2 separate regions of the Homo sapiens genome follow, and region 2 is linked to region 1. Evidence: chromatin loops called from intact Hi-C (ENCODE). Cell type or tissue: prostate gland. All regions are shown on one strand. Links, peaks and the distances in the headings refer to the core of each region. The heading gives the core; the rest is flanking DNA.

Evidence for each region. Hi-C counts contacts between places; a loop is a spot of excess contacts. Peaks named below come from ENCODE experiments on the same cell type or tissue, not always from the same donor. Only the 100,000 strongest peaks of a DNase experiment are listed, where the experiment ranks them.
Region 2: it touches region 1 in a loop (5-fold over the local background); 52 of 110 quality-filtered maps call a loop at or near these places.

The regions. Positions count from the first base shown.
Region 1 is chr11:19,945,588-19,955,492 of GRCh38, forward strand. NAV2 (neuron navigator 2) reads left to right here. Exons shown (of 38, transcript NM_145117.5): 9 at 814-922; 10 at 3,104-3,493. Among named protein-coding and RNA genes, the nearest start is that of NAV2-AS3, 31 kb to the right of the region's middle. In prostate gland, for the core only: a CTCF peak has its summit at 6,074 (motif pointing right); a DNase peak (open chromatin) is centred at 6,114.
Region 2 is chr11:20,348,234-20,358,138 of GRCh38, forward strand. No RefSeq gene overlaps it. Among named protein-coding and RNA genes, the nearest start is that of HTATIP2, 11 kb to the right of the region's middle. In prostate gland, for the core only: a CTCF peak has its summit at 5,779 (motif pointing left); no DNase peak of the experiment used is centred there.

The DNA of each region.
Region 1 (9,905 bases), core at 4,790-7,289:
GCCCACTTTGGCTTCCTAAATGCTGGGATTATAGGCGTGAGCCACTGCACCTGACCCCCAGCTGTTTCTTACAGGCTCCCTGCTCTAGAGCACCAGCTGGCTTGTGTTGAGTGCTTATGGTGGGCACTGTGCTAAGGGATCTCCAGGCCTGATCCCAGTTTGTCTCCACAAATGTCCTTTGAGGTCAGTACTACCACTGCGTTCCTTTTAGAAAAGTGAAGTCTGAAGGATAGAGAGGACCAGCACCTTCCCCACAGTCACACAGCCAGTAAGTAGAGGAGCTTGAATTTGAGGTGACATAATACATCTAACAAGGAAGAAGGCAACCTTTCTCTGTATAAATATTTGTGATTAACAGGTGCAGATCTTCTAGCTACTGCAAGCTATGCTTGCACAGTAGGGCCTAAGATAGCTGCATATATCACCAATAGGTGAGAAAACAAAATGCTTCACTCATTTTTGCATGGGTAGAAAATGACTACCTGGTTGGACCTAACCTGAGCATGTCTCTGTTGGAGACACTGTGGAAATGTGTTTACATCTCAGACTAGGCACTTGGCTTCTCCCACATGCTAGACTTCACCTATTTAAGGAGGCACCTGAAGGAAGAATCTCCCTGGACTTCACACTTCCTTTGGGCTTCCATTCACACTTCCATTCAATCATTCATTCATTGTCAAATCCTTATTAAGCACCCACAGCAAGGCACGTGCTGAGCATGGAATATGGTTATGGTCATAGACATGGATGCTGCCCTTATGAAGCTCATGGTTGGTCAGAGAATTAAACTAGTCTTAACCCTCATCTTTCTAGGGGAAGATCCTGAGGCTCGGCGGCTGCGGACAGTGAAGAACATCGCTGATCTGCGGCAGAATTTGGAGGAAACCATGTCCAGTTTAAGGGGAACTCAGGTTACACACAGGTATCTGCAGTGTGAATTACTTTACTGAACTACCTGGTATCCTAATTTTCTCCTGTGTTTGTTCATAGCAGTAGCAAAGCGATTTGGTTATAATGGATCATAGCCTCGCTTTCCAAATGTGCCGGAATTCACAAAGAATGCCATATGACATGCAGAAGAGAGTTATAGGAAATAAAAAATTAGTATAGACAGATTTTTCCCAAAAGCAGAAGGTTGCTAAATCCATTCAACAAAGGATACTGTAGACCAGCTCTATTTAAATTTCACTTTACTTGCATTTTCTATAACTGTCTGGTGCTGTGGAAATGAGCAGGTGAACTATATTTGACCTGTGTGATAAACTGAATAGCTTGAATTCCTACCCAATCTTCTGATATGCAGCACTCTGTAATATTGTTAGTCATGCACGTACATAAAACATGTAAGGAAATATTTATAAAAACTTATGATCATGTTTTAACTCTGATTTAGTTGGATGAAATCTAGTATTACATTGGAAACATCAGGTGCTTTCATTGTTGAACAAGAAGTTGAAGAGGATGCAACCCTGGGATGTCTTTTGTGATTTGGGCAGGAGGAGGTTTTATAGTTGTAGAAATCAAGGAAAGTTCTTGTTGTCCCCACTGAGCTCCCAGGGAGTCTCCTTTGCTTCTCCAATTTCAGTTTCTTTGATAAGTGGCTATGGCAAGGAAACCACAGGGCTTCCCCACTGTCAGCAGTTTTGGAAGATTGGGGTTAACCACTGTGGGTTCCATCTCCAATAGGACCGAGGCCCAAAACAAGGGGTCCAATCTGAGAAAAATAAGGCCACTTCCAAGATCAGAGGAAAACAAAAACAGCTTAAGGGACCAAATTGGCTCTTCCAGAGGAGAGTAAACTCGGGGGTTTGGGGGTGGTACCCTCTTAAACCTTTAGGTATCTGAATGAAGGGGAGTCAGATATTGGATCTTGTGACTCTACCATTAGGTGTGAAACATCCCTTTTTCCACCATCGTCACTGACACTGACTTAATGTTGGCATAGCAGTTTGACGGTGGGATGGTAATTATGACAGGAGGGAAGACTTCAGTGGTTTCTTCTGCAGGGAAGAATCTCATTCTCTGCTCAGTGAGGAAATTCCAGTTTTCCTGTGAAGGTGCACACGATAGTCTTGACTGGGCTGCAAGAAACTGCAGCGCTGTGAAAACAGTGGAAGACAGACTCTGCCAAGAGATTGAGCTCATCCTTGGGCAGATTCTAGTCCATGTAACTTGATTGAAGAGGGAACTCAAGCCCAGGCATTTACCAATCTTTCCAGGCTTTTTGGATGAAATATGAGAAAAGCAAAAGTCTGGGGGAAGTGAACTTTAGAGGGTTAGAAAATTAGAACTGTGTCCACTGCTCAGTTGGGAGGGAGCTGAGGATGTAAAATGTGGTATTAGGAACTCCCGGTGGGTGGAGAATCCCACCCTTAGGAAAAGAAGGCTGTGATGCAACATCCTAGAATGAATGGGCAAGCAGGAACCTTCATGCCCCATCCTAATCAGTTCAGCATTTTCTAGTATTTTCTTTCCCAGATTGGAAAGAAAATTCTTATTTTTTTTTTTGCCGGGGGGGATGGAGTCTCACTCTCTGTCGGCAGGCTGGAGTGCAGTGATGCAATCTCAGCTCACTGCAACCTCAGCCTCCTGGGTTCAAGCGATTCTCCTGCCTCAGCTTCCCGAGTAGCTGGGACTATAGGCACATGCCACTATGCCCAGCTAATTTTTGTATTTTTAGTAGAGATGGGGTTTCACCATGTTGGCCAGGATGGTCTTGATTTCTTGACTTCATGATCCGCCCTCCTCAGCCTCCCAAAGTGCTAGGATTACAGGCACTGCATCTGGCCTGGAAAGTGAGCCACTGCATCTGGCCTGGAAAGAAAATTCTAGTAGTTGAGGTCATTTAATTAAAGTAATTCGTTTCTTGTACCATGTTTTAGCAGGGAAAGTCTCCGGTAGGCTTTTCAGAATGTTATGTAGATGTGTAGCTTTCCTTTCTCATTTTGAGCAGAGGAAGCACATCAGGTGGTACATGGGGGCTGGCTGTTTTATCCTATTTTATATATGAGGATTATTTCATAATTCTAAATAATTAAAGAACATATAAACTGTGAAGGATACTAGGTACCTTTGAGTCTAATCAGGTTGGTTTTGTTTCTAGCACATTGGAAACCACGTTTGACACCAATGTCACCACGGAGATGAGTGGCCGTAGCATACTCAGCTTGACAGGGAGGCCCACACCTCTGTCCTGGAGACTGGGCCAGTCCAGCCCTCGGCTCCAAGCAGGAGACGCCCCCTCAATGGGCAATGGGTATCCCCCTCGAGCCAACGCCAGCAGGTTCATCAACACTGAGTCAGGTCGCTATGTGTACTCCGCCCCTCTGAGAAGGCAGCTGGCCTCCCGGGGCAGTAGTGTCTGCCATGTGGACGTCTCAGACAAGGCAGGAGATGAGATGGACCTGGAAGGCATCAGCATGGATGCCCCCGGCTACATGAGCGACGGGGATGTTCTGAGCAAGAACATCCGGACCGATGACATTACAAGCGGGTAAGTACCCGGGGCCGCCCTTTCTCCCAGAGAGAAAGAGGGCTTGGCACCTGGCTTCTCTTTTGTAGGGCTCTATTTGATTCTTCTGGAGGAGGTCAAACTGCCCACCTGAGTTTCTGCTGTCCATATCAAAGGCTGTGTGACATGGAGGGAAACGCTGCTCGGCTGTGAGTCTGAAGGCCTGGGTAGTCCAGGCTTGGCCAGTAAATCACAACAGAGTAATACCTGAAAACAAACCATGTCGCATCAGTCCCTTAAACCAAACCTTGCACTGAGGATGGACTACTTGCAGGTTAGACGGCCTCCCCGGGCCTATGAGATCTGGCCTGTACCTGCCTCTTAGATCTCATCTTCCTCTCTCCTACCTATTTCCCTGCTGCAGCTGTCCCTTCCAATCTTCAATCTTGTCAAGCTCTTTCCGGCCTCACAGCCTTGCACTCTGTTTCTCAGCCTGGATTCTGCTTCCCAGATCTTTGCATGGTAGGTCCTTCTTGCTGCTCAGCTGACACCTCCTTGGAGGGGCCCTCCTTGACCATGCAATTTGAAGTAGGTGTGTGTCCTGCCTCCTGCCCTACGCATCTCCACCACTCTGTGGCAGGCTCCTTTGGAAGATTATCACTATTCGAAATTAGCCTGATTATGTGTATATCCTCTGTTGCCTCCCGGCCCCCTCCTACTTGCAGCAGTAAGTACCATAAAGCAAGGACTTGTCTTGCGCGTTCACTGCAGAATCCCCAGTGTGTTGTGTATAATAGGAGCTCATAAATATTGCTAAATCAATGAACACGTGAATCAGTGAATGAATGAACAAATCCAGCCTCCCTGTTTCTCTGTGTGCTCATATATGAAGTGAAGGGGAGTGATGAGATGATGTCTAAGGAACCTTTCAGGTGGAGCCTGCCATGACTGTATAGCACGAGGCCTGGCTGGTAACTTGTTCATGCTCCCCTCTCAGATCACCCTGCAGACTTAAGGTGCAGTGAGTTATTTCACTTGCCTGGGACTTCTTCCTTCATCTGTTAACATGACTTGCCCAGAAGTTCTCCAAGATCTTTTCCACCTTGAATGTTCTAGCTGTTAAAGTTACAGATAAGAAAAAGCAGAAATACTAATTGTGCCACTCATTTCCATGAAAATAATGATCAAGAACCCAATGGGTGAGCCAGTATTTTTATAATTTAAATAATAGCTAACTCTCCTATATGCCAAACACAGTGCTAGGTGCTTTACTTTTATACTCTCTTGTTCTATCTCCATAGCAATCCTTTGAGGTAGATGATATCATAGTCCCCATTTTAGAGATGAGGAAGGTGAAGTCCAGGAAGGTTAAATAACTTGCCCAAGGGCTTGCAGCTATTAGGGACAGAGCGTAATAGTGTACCATCTTGCCAACGTTTTATTGCTGTATTGAAATACTACAACTACTAGAGTTTATTTCAAAATGAATTTGATTTTTCTCTGTTCTACCTCTGTGACTAGAAGTGTTCTTTTATTTCATTAAAAGCTGAGGCATAGAGGTGCTTTGGTTTTCAGCCTGTTACTTTTAGAACTATCTTGGGTAGTGAAATCTTTGAAAACAGAATCCACCAAACCTTTTGCAGGGGCAAAAGGAAAATTTCCCCTTTACCCTCTGAAGGTTCACTGGAAAATCAGCTCACAAAAGGCAGATTCATTGGAGAAAGGACATACAAATTTACTTAATGTATATACACAGAAGCCTTCAGAATGAATACCCAAAGATATAGGGGAGATTGTCCAATTTTATGCTTAGGTTCTACAAAGTACGGGCAGCTGTGTAGAAATATGATTGGGCAAAAAAGGTATGATCTAATGCTAGCAGATGGAGTGGGGAAACCAAGCAAGGTTCTTCTTGGCCCTTCTGAGAAGCATTCCTGCCTTCTGCGTATGGGGCAGAGCCCTCTCTGTAATGGAGGTTTCTACAATCAAACAAGGTGGGTCAGATAATTTCCTTATGCCCAGGCTTCACACAGAAAGGAAGAGGGAAAATTAGAATAATGTTTGGAGGTTTTATGACTGGCTTTGGGGAAAAAGGGTTCTGATTTCTATGGCCTACCTAGGGGCAGAGGGATTCTAGTTTCTATGGCTGGCCTCAGGGGAAATAGGATTGAGAGACCAGAGGGCAGAAAAAGGTCAGAGAGAAACTTTCACTTCTGAGGCCTTTATTTTGTAGTGTTTTCTGAGCTGCCCAACACCTTACAGTACAACAAATTTCTGCTGCCTGGAATGGCTGGCGCAATTAATGGAGTGAGAAATTAAATGACCTGGTCAACTTAGAGCATCCTTTTTTTTCTAGTTTTCCATAAACATGAAAAACAATAGCATACACCTATTACAACTGAATTTCACATAATGTAATCTTTGTATTATTGTTTAGAAGACTTTTGGTATCTAGCATGGACTCAGATTTATTATTATCAATTCCCATTTTCATATACTACCGAACAAATTGTGGCTTGTTTTGAGGTTTTTGTATCCTGTAATAGTTGATTTTATTGTCGAACCAGTCTTTCAATTCTAAAAAGATGGCCAGTGAATTCATTTTGATGTAGTGTTGATTATGTCCACAAGGTGGAGACATTGAAACACTCTAACCTGAATCTTAGTGATAGCCGACTGAGAAACTCCTGGTTTCTTTAACCATCCAAACCAGAGCCTTTACCTTTGCTTAAAAGCACCGATGTTTACATTTCAGTTCCAGCTTTGCCAAGTTTACGTTTTAGCATGTGTGATAGCACTTAGAGCAAGTGTAGATAAAAAGTTCAGAAACGTAAGCAAAGCACCCAATTACTGAAACTGGAGAACTTTGGTCTGGTTTCTCTTCCTGTTCCTTTTAATGTAGAAATGTACCCTCAGCATGAGGAGAGGTAGCCCAGATGGAACCTAATGCTCCTTCTAGTTGTAGCATTCTAGAACACTTGTTAAGCATGTATCCACTCTGTGGAAATGCATGTGAATTTCTGCTTTGAGGCCAAGTTACCAGTTTGTGTTTACACGCAGAGTTCAGAGCAAGACACTTAATGTCTTTTCTACTCATCATATTCTTCCTATAAACTGGCAAGGTTGTAAATATTGAAAGGCTGGTTATTCTGTGCTTCAGAATGTGCTGAATAAGGCATTGTTGAGGCAATTGATGTAGTGAAAGGGAAATAGACTGGGATATCATATTGGGCAGACCAGGGCTTAAACCCTCCCCAACCTCTTGCCAGCTCTGTGACGTTAGGCATGTCATTTGACTTCCCTGAGCTTTGAAGTGCTACAATTAATATGGTTTTTAAACCTTCAGCTGGATTTCTGTTTGCAGTTGTATCTGATAAAGACCAAAATCCCAGTCGGGGTCTAGATGCCTTATCTCCCTCAAACATCCAGGCGCTTGGAAACAATGAAATGATTAAAGCTTTTGTCCAGATGTTTATTTGGCTTAGTAGAAATGTAGCCTTGATGTATGAGTAATATATCAATCTGTACAGAGGCTCTTTGAGGAAAGTTCTTGTAAAAGTTTATAGTAAGTTTATTTAGAAAATCTGATATGGAAGTAAATTCTGGTTTCTAAAAACCTAAGACCTCTGTTTTTAAAGTGATGCTGTACTTCGGCTTGGCATAACAGCTATTTTTTGATGCCTCTAGTTCATTTTCTGTACTGGTGTGTGCATGTGCACCTGTGTGTATCCTTCAATTCTCCCTATGGTAGGGCTGAAATTACTTTATTACCATATTACCATGTAGTTTAGCTAAGAATTAAGGGCAAATGCCTCTTACACTTTGTGTGTGTGTGTGTTCTTATATTGTGCCTGGTATATACCAGGCATGTCTAAGTACTTTACAGGTTGTTATCTGATCTCACTCATCCCTTTTATTGGATTGATAAATTGGGCATTGGCTGTAGTGGGGAGGAAATTAAAATAACAGATGAAATTTCTCTTACTAGGTTTTGATCTGTGAAGTCAATCTTCTACTCATATTCTAAAAATTCAAAGTGCCATATGGTACAGAATAAAATTAAAGGGGCAGACTCCACGTCCATATGTTTGAAATGATTTTTTTTTTCTTTTCAAAGGAGGCACTGAGTTGTGTAATGTTCCAAAGTATAAGTAGATATCCCTTTATGGACAAAAAAATGACCCTTTAAATATAACATCAGAAGTTTCTCCCTCTCAGAACCTTTGATGGCTTCCCATTGCCTGTGGGAACAGATCTGAATGCCTTAACTGACTGTGGAGGCTCTTCATGGCCTTTGCCTCATCTGCCTTCGCTGACTTGCCCCCGGCCACATTTCCCTTCACACACTCCAGACTTCCCACTGCTCTAGGCTACCTGCCACCACCAAAAGCTGGTTCCTGCATTTGCAAAGCCCTGCCTCTGGTTCCTGCATTTGCAAAGCCCTCCCTCCTGGGACATGCTGCTTTCTTCCTGGAATTCCTTTCCCCTCATGCCCATCTGACTAATCCTGAAGAAAATGTCTCCCCTGTGATGTCCTCTGGGATTCCCCCAGTCACAGTTAGCTCAGTCTCACGTGTTTCTGGTAGTCTTGGTTCACACCTACCCTTATATATAAGCGTTTCACTTTGCATGGGAAGTGTCTGAAAGCCACTGGATGGTACTGAGGAAAGAGTATGTTCTTAAAAGGCAGACAGACTTGAGATTTAATCCTGGCTCTGCCAAGTGAACTGGAACAAGTTCTTAACCTTTGAATATTAGAGATAGAGCTTGAAAAGAACAGGCAAGAATCTGAGATGCACAAGAAATGTGCACGCGCGCGCGTGTGTGTGTGTGTGTGTGTGTGTCTTTCTCCACTAAACTTGGAGTTCCTAGCAGGCAGACAGCACTCATTATTTTTCTAAACCCAGAGACTGGGACTTAGCAGGTATTTAATATTTTGAGAATGGTCTATTCTTGATGCCTACTCTGGCAGGACCTTATGCTTATATAACTCGCTACCACACGCTATGAAGCTCAATGGTTCTATTTACAGAACACTTGGAGAAAGCCAGCTTAGCCTGTGGTGTCCATCTAGTGGTTGATAGAGGCTGTGGTCTCAATTCCTTTTCACTGTGAGTCATTGTGTTGGTTTAAAGCTCCTGGCTGGTGATATTTAGGGCTAAGGATGTTGGCTTTTGAGAATGAGGCTGATCAATAGCCTAGTGTAGAGAGAAAACAGGATGTAAGCATTTGGTCTTCCACAGTGGCTTTTTAGGGGCTGCTGTCTTCCCTCCTTGGTGGCAGGAATTACTCCATCAACAAATATGGGCACAGATGCCTGCGGGGAGACTCCGTTCTTCAGAAATTGAGGAACTCATTCATGCTGAATTAATTAAAGTCATCCCTCAGTATCCATGAGGGATTGGTTTCAGGACCCCCAGAAAATACCAAAATCTGTGGATGCTCAAGTTTTTCATGTAAAATTGCATAGTATTTGCATATAACCTATGTAGATCCTCCTATATACTTTAAATCATCTCTAGATTACCTATAATATCTAATACAATGTAAATGCTATATGGATAGTTGTTATACTTTATTTTTGTTTGTATTATTTGTTCATAAGAGGGTGCTTCGTGCTCTCATGCATCATTTGCATGTATAATACCTTGTATCTTTTCCTTTATTGCCTGTCAGGTCATCTCCTCTCTGATTCCATCCAAGCAGAGGTAGTGACCTTTCTGTATGCTTCCTTGTTACTTGCTGTATCTGTATTAGCACTGGTAGCACTACATCAGAATTGGTTTATTAGTGTTTGTATGTATGTATGTGAGTATATGTGTGTGTGTATATGCATGTGTGTGTGTGTATGTATGTGTATATATATGTGTATATATGTGTGTGTGTGTATATACATATATATATACATATATACATATATATATACATATACACACATATATATATATATGGGATAGGAAAGACAAAACCCAAACCTGTTGTAAGTTCTAAAGGTTAGGGTCAAATCTGTCTTGAATGCTCCTGTATCTTCATTGGCTGGCACTGTGCCTGCCTGTTGCATAGTAAGCAGTCAATAAATATTTGTTGGCTGGGCATGGTGACTCACATCTGCAATCCCAGCACTTTGGGAGGCTGAGATGGGGGGATCATTTGAGCCTAGGAGTTCAAGACCAGCCTATGCAATATAGTGAGACCTGTTGCAACAAATAATTTAAAAGCTGTTCATGGTGGCATGTTCCTGTGGTCCCAGCTGAGGTGGAAGTATCACTTGAGTCCAGGAGGTTGAGGCTGCAGCGAGCTGTGATTACACCATTGCACTCCAACCTGGGTGACAGAGCAAGACCTTGTCTGAGAAAAAAAAAATGTCAAATGAATGCTACAACTAACTTTAAAAATGGCAAGGCCAACCATATTCCGCTAAATGAATTTGTGCCTATGATTGTAGCACCATTGA
Region 2 (9,905 bases), core at 4,601-7,100, 400 kb after region 1:
GGATCTAGAACTAGAAATACCATTTGACCCAGCAATCCCATTACTGGGTATATACCCAAAGAAATGCAAATCATTCTACTGTAAAGACACATCCACATGTATGTTTATTGCAGCACTATTTACAATAGCAAAGGCATGGAACCAACCCAAATGCTCATCAATGATAGACTGGATAAAGAAAATGTGGTACATATACACCATGGCATATTATGCAGCCGTAAAAAGGAATGAGATCATGTCCTTTGCAGGGACGTGGATGAAGCTGGAAGCTATCATCCTCAGCAAACTAACACAAAAACAGAAACCAGCACTGCATGTTCTCACTCATAAGTAGGAGCTGAACAATGAGAACACATGGACACATGGAGGGGAATGACACACACCAGGGCCTTTTGGGGGGTGGCAGGCAAGGGGAGGGAACCTAGATGTCAGGTCAATAGGTGCAGCTAACCACCATGGCACACGTGTATACCTATGTAACAAACCTGCACATTATGCCCATGTATCCTGGAACTTAAAGTAAAATAAAATAAAATAAATTCCTTTAGCCATCATTGTGTAGGTAACCTTAACTTGTTCCATCTGCCAAAAACATAATTTGCATTACAAAAATAAGACAAAAATGAAAATCAACTCTTTGGTAGATTAGTGAATTTTGTGTTTCTGTGTTTATATCTAACTCATTGCTAAGATTTAGAATGAAAGCGATAAGATCTTTTTGTATCTGTACATATGTTTATATGTGTATGTATGTGTCTGGCATGTAATGTTATGTACGTGTGATATTTTTCTAGCTCTGAATGGTATTTCCAAAATTAATTTGTAAAAGAGTTCTATTTAATCAGCTTTAAAAAATACTCATATAAATTATGTATTCTCTCAGAAATATAGGAACTAACTCAAATGATTTTCAAGTTCATGTGCCCTGGGTAATCTTTGGTAAATAAAAATATTGTTGGTTTAGTTAAAGAAAATAAATATGCCTTTAGAGTTGTCAGCATTAAATATAATGCAGACATATTTTCTACCTAGCTTTACTAGTCAAACAAGCTTTAGTTATCTTTACTGGGTTAGTTAAGATTGTAAGACTATAAATCCAACCTCAGAACAAAATATACAATAAAAATGAATTGCTTGACATATATCAAGTACAGCAGTAAAATTTTAAAAAGCTATATGTTTAACTTTTTAGGTTCTTTGCTCCTGTGATATTTTTGATATTTGCCTGATTTGTCAGCAAAAACAAAAAATAATTTGAGGTGATGGCTGTGTTTAATATCTCATGAAATTTTCATGAGCAATTCAAGCATAATTACTAAGAACAAGTGAATTACTGTAAGTGGGATAAAAGTTTGTAAATGAACTTTTCAGCAATAATTATGATGTATAAATTATGGTTTTTAATATGTCTACTTAAAAATAGTTTCCACTCTTTTTGGTAATTTGAAACCTTAAAGCTTTAGTAAGTTAAGTTAAATTATGAGTATTCATTGAACATCTAGATCATTTCCAAATAAGATGAAACAATGAAACATTAATTGCTGAATATAAGTTTAAGTTTGTATACTTCTGTCATCTTGTTTTTATGCAGTATAGAGAATCTAAATATATTTGAGTCTGCTAATAAATATGAGAAATTGTACTATGAGGAAACAGCATATACCTATAAGAAATGTGAGATGAGGCTGGCATGGTGGCTCACGCCTGTAATCCCAGCATTTTGGGAGGCTGAGGTGGAAGGATCACTTGAGACAAGGAGTTTGAGACCAGCCTGGTCAACATAGCAAGACCCCATCTCTACAAAATAAAAAGTAAAAAAAATTAGCCAAGTGTGGTGGTGCATTCCGACAGTCTCAGCTATTCAGGAGGCTGAGGTGGAAGGATCGCTTGAGCCTGGAAGGGTGAGGCTGCAGTGAGCAGTGATTGTGTCATTGTACTCTAGGCTGGGCAACAGAGCAAGACCCTGTCTCCAAAAAAAAAAAAAAAAAAAAAAAAAAAAAAAAAAGAAAGAAAGAGAGAAAAGAAAAGAAAAAGGGAAAAAAAGAATGTTAGTGTCATAAATGTATGATGCAACAGTAAAATGATGGTTTTTTGGATTATGGGTCTTCTCTTAAAAAGAAATTGTAAAATGGCTTTTCTTTACCTTTTAAGTAACCTGCCTAGCAAACAAAGATTTGTGTCTGATCAAAATAATTTCCTGTGCTTCATGTTGTCTTTTCAGTTCTTGCAGGCCCAGGAACTTCATAATATTGGGGGAACCTTAAGAAAAGAGGAATTTGCCTAAATATGCAGAGATTGCAGGCAAGGTCTGATGGCAAGTCCCTGGCATGGCTTCCTAGCCTTAAGAGGCTTTTAAAAGTCTAATCTGAGATTTTTTTATGCAAAGTTTTAGCAAAGCGAACTAAAAGAAAGGGACCTATGTGGTCAGTCACTATTCTTGCTGTAGTATTGTCAACAATCCGACCAAGTTTAATGAGACTAGGCTCCTTTTGCAAACAAATTAGTTTCACTTTGATTATTTTTTAGAGAAATGGAGGTGATTGTAGAGAGAAAAATTATGTTTCAATGGAAACCTGTAGCACAGCTTTGTGAGTATTCCATTTTAGTCTTGTTCATTGTCTTTAAGGTTTTGTTATCTACCTATAAACTGAGTCCTGAATCTTCTAGTTTCCTCCAATATCTGTCTACAGCTCTTCAAATTAATGTTTCACATTTTTCTCTAGCCTCCTAAAATGGCACCACGGAGAGCTAAAACCTGACGGCTCATATTTTTATTGGGACTGTCTTTAACCTCCTTTTTGGGTCTTTATTTCCTAATGAAGGCTTCCATGTCACATAAAACATCTTAAATACATTCATATGACTTTCTCTTGTTAATCTGTCCTTGGTTATAGGGGCTTCAGCTAAGAACTTAGAAGGATAGAAGGAAAGGTTGGTTTTCCTCTCCTACACAGACAAATACCCGCACAGGTCCAGGTCCAGTAGGGAAGACAGTGCATCTCTTTTCATGGTTAACAGCCAAATAGGAATTATGTCACATGAGGTCTGATTGAGTAATGTGCCTAACCCTAAAACAATCGCTGTTGTCGGGGAAGGAAACGTTCAGACTGGCTAGAAGTGAATCATAGGCCCAGCCTTAGAGTTGAAAGTAGAATTGCTGCTAGAGTCACCTGCAGGACGGGGAATGGGAAGGGGCGGGCCACAAAGGAAATAAGGAATCGATGCTGGATAAAACAGTACAGCTGTCTGCTACAAGTGTTGTCACTCATTGATGTAAAAATAAACACCAATAGATGACACAGCATAAAATTTGCATGAATTTTTAAGAAAATATATATAATTTCATTAAAATTTATTTTTGCATTCCCCAAGCTCCAAAAATAGGTTTGCACTTTTCCCTACTCTAAGGAGTGTCTCGATATATTTACTCAATATTTACTGAGCATCCGCCAAGTGCCAGGCACTAATCCAGGTGGCAGGAATATAGTAATGAACCAAACAGATACAACTCCTGTCTTCATGGAGTTTGCTTTCTAGTGGGATGTTCACCTGCACCCACCCAAGCTTCTGCTCACAATCTGAGACGACTGAATAAGGCATTCATTCCTCAGCCCTTCTCCCCAGCTTTCTTTTAAACTGGGAGAAAAATATGTTTCTTAGCTCAGCTCTTCTAATGTCATTGCCAAGAGGGAATTTAGCCTCAAGGAACATTCCATGTCTTTTCCTCCTGGCTGTCTGCCTTTCAGTCTCTAGACTCTTCTTCCTCCCTAGAAGGGAGAGGTCTAGGCTGTGTTTTAATTTCCAAGCTCTTTGATCTCCAGCTGCCACTTTAAAGTTTGAGGTATGAGGGAGTGCCCTTCCTTTGTGTGAGTACAGCCTGCATAGTCTTTCCGGGTGTCATTCATTTGGTTTGGTGAGAAGGATGATTGTAAAATCTGAAACTGCTTGACCATCTTTTCTTGAAAGGCTAGGGTTTGTAGTTGGCTGGAGTGTCTTGTGTTTTTTGTTTGTTTTGTTTTGTTTTTTTACCATACCCTAGTATGGAAGAACTGAGCAGTGACTTTGTGTGATATTGACAGCTTTATGTACATTACCTCATTTAATTCTCTCAACAGCTTCAAGAGAATGTTGAGGCTCATTATTCCCTTTTACAGGATTGGAAAGGTGAAGAACTTTTCCATCTTACACAGCTAGCAAGTGGCAAACTTTCATTTTCTCATTTATAAGATGAGAGAATTAGATTAGATATTATTTCCTTTCCAGCTCTGTAGTTGTTTGAATTTATTATTGCAGTTGGAATCCTACGAATGGGTAGTACCTGAACAAGAACAAATAGCGGGCCAGGCATGGTAGCTCATACCTGCAATCCCAGCAGTTTGGGAGGGCCAAGGTGGGAGGATTGCTTGAGTCCAGGAGTTCCAGACCAGCCAGGATAACATAGTGAGACCCTGTCTCTATTAAAAAAAAAAAAAAAATTAGCTGGGTATGGCGGTGCCACCTATAGTCCCAGCTATGCCAGACGCTAAGGTGGGAGGGTCCCTCGAACCTGGGAAGTTGAGGTTGTAGTGAGCCATGATCAAACCACTACACTCCAGCCTGGGCCATAGAGCAATACCCTCTCTCGAGGAAAAGGAAAAAAGTAAAAAAAAAAAGGCCAGGCCACACCTGTAATCCCAGCATTTTGGGAGGCCGAGGCGGGAGGTCACTTGAGGTCAGGAGTTCGAGACCAGCGTGGCCGACATGGTGAAATCCCATCTGTACTAAAAATACAAAAAATTAGCCATGCGTGATGGCACATGCCTGTAATCCCAGCACTTTGGGAGGCCAAGGTGGGAGGATAACCTGAGGTCAGGAGTTTGACACCAGCCTGGCCAACGTGGTGAAACCCCATCTCTACTAAAAATACAAAAATTAGCCTGGTGTGGTGGCTCATGCCTGTAATCCCAGCTAACTCAAGAGGCTGAGGCAGGAGAATTGCTTGAATCTAGGAGGCTGAGGTTGCAGTGAGCTGAGATCGAGCTACTGCACTCCAGCCTGGGTGACAGAGACTGTCTCAAATAATAGTAATAATAATAGAGACTGCACTCTTAAATATCACACAATTCCAAGCACTTTACGTGGATGATCTCATTTAATCTTCACACCACCCAATGAGGTTGGTGCTGTTATCATCCCATTTTACAGACGAGGAAAGTAGGGCACAAGGAAGTTAATCGCCAGAAAGTGAAAGAACTGGGAACTGAACTCAGCTGTCTTACTCCAAAGCCTTTGTGCTTAACTATTACAGATAGTTCTTCTGAAGAGATTAACAGATGAAGAGGTGAAGAGGATAAGGAGAGTTTCAAATAGGGAAAATAAGGTATTATGAAATTTTAACTTCTGATGTTTCGATGAAAATTTGTGAGTGCATTTTATCTTTCTACCCATAGGGTTTAACACACGACTGGGCACCCAACCAGTAAATGTTAATTTATTTAATTAATCCATCACTAGCAACTTCTTTCCCTTCTGCATTCTCCCAAACTGCTTACTTATTTTAGCTTTTTCACTTGTGAACTATCCCACCCCTCAACTTAACCAAGTTAATAATGAAATATTAGCCAATAAACTTAAGGCTCATAGTCATTCCATTTCTTAAAAAAGCCAAGAGAACTAATAGTAAGCATGCTTATAAATAAAGATAAAAGGAGTTAACTAGAATTAATGGTAAAAAAGGAAAAAAATAGATCAAAGGGGATTTTCCAACACTGAATGGTACCCGGGAAAATAAAACATTTCCACCTTCTCTGGCGCCCTCTTGTGCTTCCTAGCTGCAACTGTCAAGATTGCGATGCTTCCAGGAGTGCAGGACGGTGATACTGGATCTGGATTTATGTTCTGCGTTGTACACACAAACCTTTATAAACTAAACTTGTTTTTCTTCCCTGTATGTTACTCTAATCAGTGCTTATGTCAGGAATTGTAAAATATCCTTTAACCTGGGTTTCCTAGGCTGAAATTGTCCTTATCCATTTGAAGTCCCTTCAGCTCCTGCTCCTGAAGACTCACACAATCTATGAAATGCGTTTTTGGAAGTATGTCTCCCTGTCTGACTGTGTTATTTGATAAGATTGTTCTCATTGCATTCTCTCTCTCTCTCTCTTTCCCTCTCCCTCCCCTCCTCCATCTACCCTCTTCCTCCTTTCTGAGGCCAAGGCTCTGAATTCTTTGAGGAGTTAAAACTGCAGGAAATTCCTTTTGGAAGAATAAAATACAGCCATTCTCCTTCCACTTTTCCTTTATTTAAAGGCAGCCTCCAAGCAGTGCTGCTTGTTCTTCATTGTCTTGCAGAGCTTTTTGTTCATTCCTTAGTAAAACAAGCGTTTTGGTTTTTCGGGTTCACTGTGTGTGCACCACAGGACTGTTACACAAAGCCATGGGAAACTAGCAGAAGCTCAGGAAGTAAATGTCATTAAGAAACAGATCCTACGTTGTATTTGAATCACCCTCCTTCCTTTCTGATGGCTAAATCTTTCTTATGAGGTGAAACTTTTCGTACCAGGATCTTTCTTTTGTTTGGATGCGTTATCTCCCAGGAAGCTCCTCAGACCCCAGCAAGTAGACTTTGGGTGTCCTGTCCCAGTGGCTGGATAAACAGGCTCGGATATTTCAAATTCTTAGTTAGAATTAAACTGGAACTTGTTTTATGTTTACATGAAACTGAATAATTAGTGATAATATTAAAATTAATAATAATTGGCCGGGCATGGTGGCTCATGCCTGTAATCCCAGCACTGTGGGAGACGAGGCGGGTGGATCACCTGAGGTCAGGAGATCAAGACCAGCCTGGCCAACATGGTGAAACTCTGTCTCTACTAAAAATACAAAATGAATCCATAATAATCATAATTCCTGATTTATAAGGATGTTCATAAGTTTTTTTTTTTTTAAAGGAGGAGAGTTGAACCCCAGTTTGCTTCAGGCCACTACATGGTCTTTCTAAGGTGAAGACTATGTTCATTTTCTTTATGGATATTATATCTTAATACCATGTCCTTCCACAGTGAATTTCTCCTTTAACTGGGCAGCAGTATGACTCAAGGAGTTTTTAAAACTGCTGTTCCTAATTCAGTAGGTCTAGGGCAAACTCAGGCATCTTTATTTTTCTAAAGCTTCAAGGGATGTCCATGTGTAGTCAGAATTGCAAATCGCCACCATGTGGCCACGTGGTATACTGTCACAGCACACAACCAGTGCTGTGTGGTATCTGATTTGAACTTTGCTATAAACCTATGCAATAAGCAGGTTTGCCATTACCCTCAACTTACAGATAAAAAGACTAAAACTAAGAGCTTGACCAAACGTACATAGCTAGTCAGTATACAAACTGGGGCTTATACGTGGGTCATATGACTCAAAAACTTATGCTCTTTCCATGTTGTTGGAGAGAACAAGATTGATTTTTTAAAAAATAAGGTCTTTCATATGCATTACTTCCTCCTCTTTCCTGCAGTGGCTACATCGGTCCATATTTTCATCATCCCGTAGGTTACTTTGGCAAGAGCTTTCACCAGAAGCCCCCTCCTGTCTTTATCTCTTCCCTGAACACTACCTTCGGCTTAATCTTTAACCATTAAGTGCAGAGTTCATCAAGTAACTCTTTCGTTTAAAAATGACCAATATTTGTCCTGTTTACCGACTATATTAGTCCATTCTCCTGCTGTTAATAGACATACCTGAGACTGGGTAATTTATGAAGGAAAGAGGTTTAATTGACTCACATTTCAGCGTGGCTGGGGAGGCCTCAGGAAACTTACAATCATGGTGGAAGGGGAAGCAAACATATCCTTCTTCACACAATGACAGGAGAGAGAAGAATGAGAGCTAAGCAAAGGCGGAAGCCCCTTATAAAACCATGAGATCTTGTGAGAACTTACTATCATGAGAATAGCATGGGAGAAACTGCCCCCACGATTCAATTACTTTCCACTGGGTCCCTCCCACAACATGTGGGGACTATGGGAACTACAATTCAAGATGAGATTTGGGTGGGGACACAGCCAAGCCATATCAACATCTGTAGTGGGTTGAATGGTGGCCCCCCAAAAGACCTGTCCTCATCCTAACCTCTGCACCCTATGAGCATGAACTTATTTGGAAAAAAGTTCTTTGTAGATATAAATAAGTTAAAGATCTTCATATGAGGTCATCCTGGATTATCTGGGCAGGCCCTAAATCCATTGACAATTGTCCTTATAAGAGACAGAAGACACAGACACCAGAAGAGAAGACCACGTGAAGACAGAGGCAGAGATGGGAGTTTTACAGCCACAACCCGAGGAACGCCTGGAGCCATCAGAAGTGGGAAGAGGGAAGGGAGCATTCTCCCCTAGAACCTGCAGAGGGAACATGGTCCTGCTGACACTTCAATTTCAGACTTCTGAGAGAGTAAGTTTCTGGTGTTGTAAACCATCCAGTGTGTGGTCATTTGTTACAGCAGCCTTAGGAAACTAATATACCAGCTCATCACCTCTTTTTGACTTTCAGGGACCATGACATCTGTGGCTTCCCTGCCAATCCAGCCCTGGTCTTGCATAAATCCTCTGCCCATCTGGTTGTTCCTTCACTGTCTTCTCCCTGGGACCCTCAGGTCTCTTTGTGTGCCTTCCCTCATGTTCCCTCCTCATCAGAAAGAAGACATGCCCTCTCAACAGAGTCCCCCTTCAGAAGGGAACTGGCTTTTGAGGTGGAGTGATAGTGGGGGAGGAGATGAGATCTCTAGGGACATGGTGGTGTAGTAGGCAGGGTGCTCTTTGCCAGTCAGTTCCTTGACATGTTTTCTAATTTTTTTTACCAGCCTCAACCCTTCCTTTTGTTGCCTGCATTAAAGAGTGTGTCTAAGATCCACTACTTGCACAAGTCTTGCTACATTCTTGGGGGTCATCCATAAAGTATGTTTGACTAGTTCACCTCTTACTCTCCTAGGTCTCATGCATAAGGTATGGTGAAATCTACCCCATGAAAACATTTTTCTTGAGCACCTACTAAGTGCCAAACACTGCCCCAAAGCTGGGGCTGTAGCAGTGAGATAGATGTGGTGGCTGACCTCACAGAGCAGAGTCTTCCTGTTTTGATAAATATTGTGCTTATCTAGTTGGACTTCACTGAGGTCACACAGCTACTAAGTGGATGGCCAGGATTCAAATCTACTTCCGTCTGACTGCAAAGTTGCTTTCTACCACATCATGTGTATCAGTTTGGGTCCTGGCAAGAAACAGAGAACATGTTCCAACAGAGTAACTGAGGGAGAATTTAGTGAAAGATTATTTACAAGGAAGCAGGAAGGGTTAAAGAAAACCCAACAAGGAATGGTGCTGTGTCTCAGTGCTAGCAATAGCGGGGAGCCATTTCTACTCCTAAGTCTAAAAGGTTGAGGCAAGGAGGTGGTTACTGGAACCTGGAGAGAGTGCCTGCAGCTGTCAGGGAGGCTATCAGACAGGAGTGAGGCTCTTGGGTCGAGGAATAGCAATCTCATAGCAGGAATTCAGGGGAATAAAGCCCCTAACCCCATACTCCTCCTCTGCTTCAATTTCCTACTGGTGACTCTTATCACCAAGGTAGGTGATAGGTCAAGGAGGACAAGGTAGACTGGGTGATGCAGGCCTTAGAGGTCAGCTGTGGAGTCACAGAAAAGGATACAGAGAGTGGAAAGTGGATCTGGAGGGGCAAATGAAAAATGTGCCTGTAATCCCAGTACTTGGGAGGCTGACACAGATAATTACTCGAGCTCAGGAGTTCAAGACCAGCCTGGGCAACATGACAAAACCCTGTTTCTGGAGAAAAAAAAAAAAAAGATGCGTGTCTGTAGTCTCAGCCACACGGGAGGCTGTGGGAGCTTGAACCCGGGAGGCAGAGGTTGCAATGAG